Regions from separate parts of the Homo sapiens genome. Here region 2 is linked to region 1. A link is a contact called in ENCODE Hi-C or POLR2A ChIA-PET data. All regions are on one chromosome and are shown on one strand. The core of a region is the stretch at or near the end of the contact, and the rest is flanking DNA. Distances in the headings are between cores, read along the strand shown. Region 1 holds the start of GMPS (guanine monophosphate synthase). Region 2 holds the start of MME (membrane metalloendopeptidase).

Region 1 (3,048 bases), core at 180-2,679:
ACCCCCCGAATGAAATTTAATTAAGTTTTTTCCTAAAGCTAGGCCCTCAACAGCGTACAGAGGAGGTGTATCTTAATGAAGTAAATCGCAATTCAAAACTGCACGGTTTCCCGCTGGCAAAACTGACTTAGTGAAGGTCAGAAAGAACTCCAGGCCAATGAAAATTTTAATACAGAGGTGAAAGCGAAGGTGCCCAATTCAAAAGCGGGACGAAAGTAAGAGGAACGGTCTAAGAAAAGTGAGTTGGAGGAGAGATGAGCAGCAGCGGTCAAACGTGCTCTCCCCGCCGGGTACGTCAAGGCGGCAACTTTTCCAGCACTCCGGAACTCCGGACTGCCCAGGCCTCGGGCGAGCTGGCACGGCTCGCGTCCCGGGGAGGGACCCCAAAGGCGGGGAAGCGGGTTACCCCGCAAACCAGCAAGCTCGACAGGGAGCAAGCTGGACGGGGGCGGGACCTGGACACACACCCTTTCCTCTCTGAGAAGGAAGCGGGGAGGGAGAACGGAGTGCGCGACCCTGGGGCCACCAGCCCTCACGCGGGCCTGCAGGGGCGTTGGGGGAGGGGGAAGACAGTGCAGCTCCGAGGGGTTCGTCCAGAACCGGCCTAACCGCCGCGGAGCCCAAGGCTGGCGGGGGGAATGGAGCGGGCCTCGCCGAGGGCAGGCGGGAAACGGGGTGGCGGGAAGACCAGAGGCCGGCCCAGCTCCAACGCCGCACAGGAGGCCCCGACCCTGCCCTGCCTTCGGCGGGCCCCGGGATCGCCACAACGGGCCCCCAGCCTCCCAGAGGGACGGGGTGGGAGCCGAGGAAGCCCCCACCCCGACACGCAGACACACAAGCCCGCTCGCCGCCCTACCCCCACCCTCGCGCCGCGCTCGCGGGCTCTGCGCCCCACAGCGGCGCGGGGGAGGCGGGGGCCAGCGACGCGGCCGCGGGGAGCTGATGCCCTCCCCGACGCCCGGACCTCGACACGCAGACAAGATCAACAAAGCATCGCCGCTCCCGAGATAAAACATGCCACAGGCCCCGACCAGGGACTCTACGACGCGTGGCTGCCCGGGGCGCAGGGCTGCGCGGACGGGCTGGGGGAAGGGGGTGGGGAAGGGCCTCGCGGGGTGGCTCCCCGGTCCGGGAGCCTCGCCTCCGCCGGGATGCGGTGCTGCAGGGACCCCCACGCTGACCTTGGAGTCTCCGTTGCACAGAGCCATCGGGGCCAGGGCCGGAGCCGCGGCGGTGACGGCGACAGTACGAGACGGGGCGGGAGGGTGCCGGAAGGGTCGGCGCCGCGGGCTGAGGTTGAGAAGGAGGCCTGGTCGAGGAGCAGCCGGCAGCGGAGAGGAGCCAGCCGCCAGAAAAGCGCCGAATGGAGCAACAGCAGCGGAGCGCGGGCCCCAGCGCCGCGGGAGAGAAGACCAGCAGCGCGCACGCTGCCCCCGCCTCCTGCTTCCGCCCCGGCCGGCCACTGGGAGGAGCCAGAGCCCGTTCGGCTTGGCAGCCGAGCCTCAGATACCCTCCGCAGCCGCCGCCAAACCGGCCGGCCCTCGAGAGGAGGGGCTCGCGGCGCCCGGCCCCGCCCCCAGCCCGGTCCCCGCCGGCAAAGCCGGCCGGGTCTCCCGCGGCCCGCCCTTGGGAGGAGGAGCCCGCGGCATCCACCGGCTCCGCCCCTCCTGCCCTCGCACCGAGGAGCCCGCCCCGGAGGAGGGGCCTGTGGCGCCGGCCAGGAGAAAAACCGAAGCCGAATCCGAGCTAGTTTGCTGCTGCCGGATTTGCCTGCTACCTTGGATGACTTCGGGAGGCTGGCGGCACCGAAGAGGCCTCCTGAGAGCTGGGCCCCTGGCGGAACTCTTAGCCGGTGGCGTGGCCTTATCTCAGGTTGCTGGACATGAAGGAGGCCAAGGCTGCTTTGGAAAGTTCCGTGGCCATATCTCAAGGATGTCATTGTAGGAACTGATCACTTAGATACTTCAAAAGTTATACAGCTCCCCACAAATACAGCAGGTGCAGTATTTCCAAAGAAAAGGGAGTTTGGGAGTGGTAATCTGGTGAGCAGCTGGCCCAGGGAACTGGTCGTGAAGCTCTGTTTGCACAACAGTGTTTTTATTGGAATTGTTTGTGGGGAAGGGGCTGCAGTCCCTCCACCTACCCCTTGGCAACCATCATGATGATGAGGTGTTACTTTGAATTTGGTTACCTAGAGGCCTAAATCGAGATTGGGGTATAAAGAATAATACTTGAGATGGCTTCCAGCTAACAAAGCCTTTCCACAAATATTTTTATTATAATACAGCCAACATTTTGCTGCAGTCATTCTTGTGTCAGACTGTAGCTAGGGTATTAAGGAGCCAGAGTGAGAAAATACTTTAAAAGCTAACTTTAACCAATCCCGTGAAAGTAGTAAGGTAGGATTGATGTTCTTATCCTTTTTACAAATGAGGAAATTGAGGCTTAGTGAGATAATGTGCCTCTCAGTATATATAGAATGTAAGGCCTGCCCAATCTGGGAAAGTGTAGACAGTTTATTAGTGAAATATTTACAAAAACGAAAGGCTTAAGGTCCTAGTGGGCCTGAGACTTAAGTATTTCGCTTACCTTTTTTTGAACGGAAAATTGAATATTTGAACTCTCCAAAGCCATGGATACTGGCTTCTCTGGGTAGGTCTGTATGCACAATCTAAAGAAGAGTGCAGTAACCAATAGGAGAACCTCAACTTACATAAACATCCACCCCTAATGGAGTGGAATGTGATGTGATATACTGGCATTAAGGATTGGCTAAGTCCCATCTATCTTAAACAATGCTTAGTTTAAATATATTCTAGGCTGGGCGTGGTGGCTCACACCTGTAATCCCAGCACTTTGGGAGGCCTAGGCGGGTGGATTACCTGAGGTCAGAGTTCCAGAACAGGCTGGCCAACATCATGAAACCTGTCTCTACTAAAAATACAAAAATTAGCCAGGCGTGGTGGCATGCGCCTATAATCCCAGCTACTCGGGAGGCTGAGGCAGGAGAATCGCTTGAACCCGGGAGGTGGAGGTTGCAGGGAGCCA
Region 2 (3,048 bases), core at 218-2,717, 790 kb after region 1:
CTGGAAGGTTCACAATTTTTCTTTAAGACATCAGGGGACAGTATCTGGAATCTCACTGTGGAACATATGACTAAACCCCAAATACCTGAATATCCAACTTAACCACACCCAATCCCATAGAGAAGAGTAAGGGGGACAAGTAAACAAAAGAATACAAAAAAAAAAAAAATACCAAGTTGAGGCTTATAGTCCCATATAAAGCAGGGTACGCAAAAACATACCTGTATTCTTAAAATATTTCACTTCAACTGAAGATGTGTTAAATAAAAAGTTTAAACGGAAAAGTGGACACTGCCACAGACGAGAATAGAGAATTAGGAGGTCTAAGATAACAAGAACCTGCAAACTTCAGCTCGACAATATTACCAACAGAATAAATTACTATTTTAAGTGTAAGCTTAATTTCAAAGCAATGTAAAGCAGCAATTCTTATACCAGTTGAGCATAAGCATTACTATATCAGACAGTCAAAGCAGGAAACCTGGATAACTGATTTGTTAAAAAGGAAATCTCATTGACTTACAGACTTAGACTTAGCTAAGCAGTTTTCATCTTCACTGCACATTATAACATTAACTTATATCTGCAGGTTCCTGAAGCTGTGCTATGCAATTACAGTTTGTTCTATGGAAACTGAGGCACAGGAAGAAGGAGAAACAGTTTCCATATTTAAACTGTGTCTGCAGAAGCTGAGGACAGAGGTACTCAGGATAAATCATCTTCTTGTTTCCCAGACATTAATTAGGTGTTTCCCAGCCTGAAATACGGAGTTCTGGACACGAAGTGCCAACCATATTACTCCCCTGGTTAGTGCTGCTCTACAACCAAAGACACAGGGTTAAGTCCAAGAAATTACCAGACAATTTTTTAAAGTGCTAGAACCCACAAAAATGGCAGGGGATGAAGCTACACGCCTTCATACAGTCGATTTGCCGACAAGCACTTTCCAAATGCTGACGCTGCAAGTCAGGTACTAGTTTTCAGTTTAATAAAATTGCCATTTGAATCATATATGGGGGAGGAATCGACTTGATCGAGAAGCTAAAGAGGGATATTTGGTTGCAATTACCCTTATTTTGAAACCAGACAAATAGACTGAAACCAGTTAAGAGGTCTTAAACTTTCATCTACAAAAGGACACACCAGCCCCGCACCGACCAACCCTTGTGAGATTTAAGCATTAATTATATAATAGGAAATCAGGTTAAAAGCAAGATGAAGAGGTGGGATAATGAAAAGATCTTCCGGTTAAGAAAAGTAAAAATAGAAAAGTGAGTTACAAATGAGAAAATCCGACAGAAACCAAAATGAAAACAAACCTTGCTTTTTAAAAAGAAGAAAAAAAAATCAGTGTCTGTACAGCAGAATGGCAAATTCCCAGCCCCCAAATCAGCCCCGGTGCAATCTGGTAGCGCGGATCTCGGTAACAAAACATAACTCCCCAAGGCAGAGGCCGCAGGGAACTATGGAAATGAACCTGAAGAGCCAACCTGACGTGACTTCCAGAGCCCTCCTCCAGGTCACCCTCTGGGCCCCTCTCCCTCCCCTCACTCTTCAGGTCCCAGTAGCGGCTCCTTCCCAGGGCACGCCTCCTCCACGGCCGCAGGGTCCTGGGCGCTCGGATCGCGCTGGACCTTAGCTGCGGACCCTGCTCAGCGCACCTCCCGGCAGCCGCTCCCCTCGGCTGGCTCTGCCCTCCCCGTGCCCGTCCCACGGGCTCCCAGCGCCCTGGGCGCTCGCGCCCTTTGGACCTTTCTCCCTCAGCTCGCTCTCCTGGGACTCACCAGTGGGATTCGGGAGAAGTTGGAGGCTGCTGAGCCGACACATCCCGACCAATGAGCGCACGGGGCCGGGTGGCAGTGGCGGGCTGAGAGCCCAGCCAAGCGCCTCTCAGTCCGTGCATCCGCCCAAGGCGCGCGGGCTCCAGGCTGAGGCCGGACTTGGGGGAGGTTCCGGACCCGCCTCCGCCCGGGCCGTGGGGCGACGAGGCACCTGGGCATCCCTCCGACCCGCACCCACAGAGACTCACCGTGACCCCTCAGCAGATCCCGCGCCAGGAGTTGGGCGGCTGCTCCAGCCTGCTCTCGGTCAAGCTTCGCCACTTGCACATCTCCGCGCCCCGCGCGTCTCGGCGCTCTCACGGCCCACCCCCCCCACCCCCTACCCCGCCTCGCCGCTGCAGGACCAGAGAGAGGAGCAGTTCCCTGGGTGACCTGAAGGTTTCCGCTAGGTCTCCCAAATCCAGTCACTTCATGTGAGGGGGCCGGGGAGACGGGGGGCGGGCGGTGGCAATGAAAATGTCCCATCCTCCCCACCCCCCATCTCACCATTCCCAAAAGGGCTTTGCTAAACATTTTTAGAATTGCTTAGCTTCGGGGCTTTCAAGAAAACAATACACGGGCTCTTCGGGATTCTCTAGTCCTGAGGGGGCTCCATCTCTCCCCTGTGGACCGGAGACTATAATGCTTGCCTCTTCTCACGCTCTTCTTTCGCTCTCTTTCCCGCTCCCTTTCCTCCCTGAATCCAAGCTTCCTTCCTTCTTCATTTAAATGTCCTCTCTCCCTCCCTCCTTCGTTTTCTTTTTTCTTACTCTCCCTCCCCGTTTCCTTCTTTCCTTCCTTGCTCCTGCTTTCTCCACCCCGCTTCCCTCTTTCTTCCCTTTCTTTTCCTTGGTCGAAGTACTCTCATGTCAAGATCTGAACTGAAACTCTCCGCTCCCACCTCCTGACTTCAGGGAATCTTAAAACGTGTGTACATCGGAGGTTGAGGGTGGGGAGTGAGAAAGAGAAAAATAAACTAAAGTGTGTCTGCTCTACCTACTGAAATCAGCCGTAATGCGCCTGGACCCTCACAGTTTAATGCAAGCAAGCAGCGTACCCCTTTCACTCAAGACACAGCGATTCCTCCTCAAAGGGGTAAATACAAACAAGGAAATAAATACTTTAGGCACAAAGGCAGTTTCTTTGTAAAAGCTACCTTTAGCAGCTATAATTGCCAAGGAGCTCAGAGGAACTAAACTTCCTTTTTTTTTTGCTTCCAGTGTACAAG

Evidence for each region. Hi-C counts contacts between places; a loop is a spot of excess contacts on that map. ChIA-PET counts read pairs that join two places held with the same protein, here RNA polymerase II (POLR2A). Pooled maps may share reads with other maps.
Region 2: a loop to region 1 is called in a map of OCI-LY7, with 4 times the contacts of the local background. The contact joins the promoter of MME here to the promoter of GMPS in region 1. A Hi-C loop is called at or near these places in 1 of 168 maps with a recorded cell type or tissue (OCI-LY7) and 1 of 50 pooled maps. POLR2A ChIA-PET finds 5 or more read pairs at or near these places in 1 of 52 experiments (T-cell).

Annotation. Positions count from the first base shown.
Region 1 is chr3:155,869,031-155,872,078 of GRCh38, reverse strand. It overlaps GMPS (guanine monophosphate synthase), which reads right to left and starts at 1,429. Exons shown (of 16, transcript NM_003875.3): 1 at 1,182-1,429. The coding sequence starts at 1,208. RefSeq lists enhancers at 636-1,395, 1,935-1,984 and a silencer at 575-1,794.
Region 2 is chr3:155,078,738-155,081,785 of GRCh38, reverse strand. MME (membrane metalloendopeptidase) reads right to left here and starts at 1,467. Exons shown (of 23, transcript NM_007289.4): 1 at 1,320-1,467.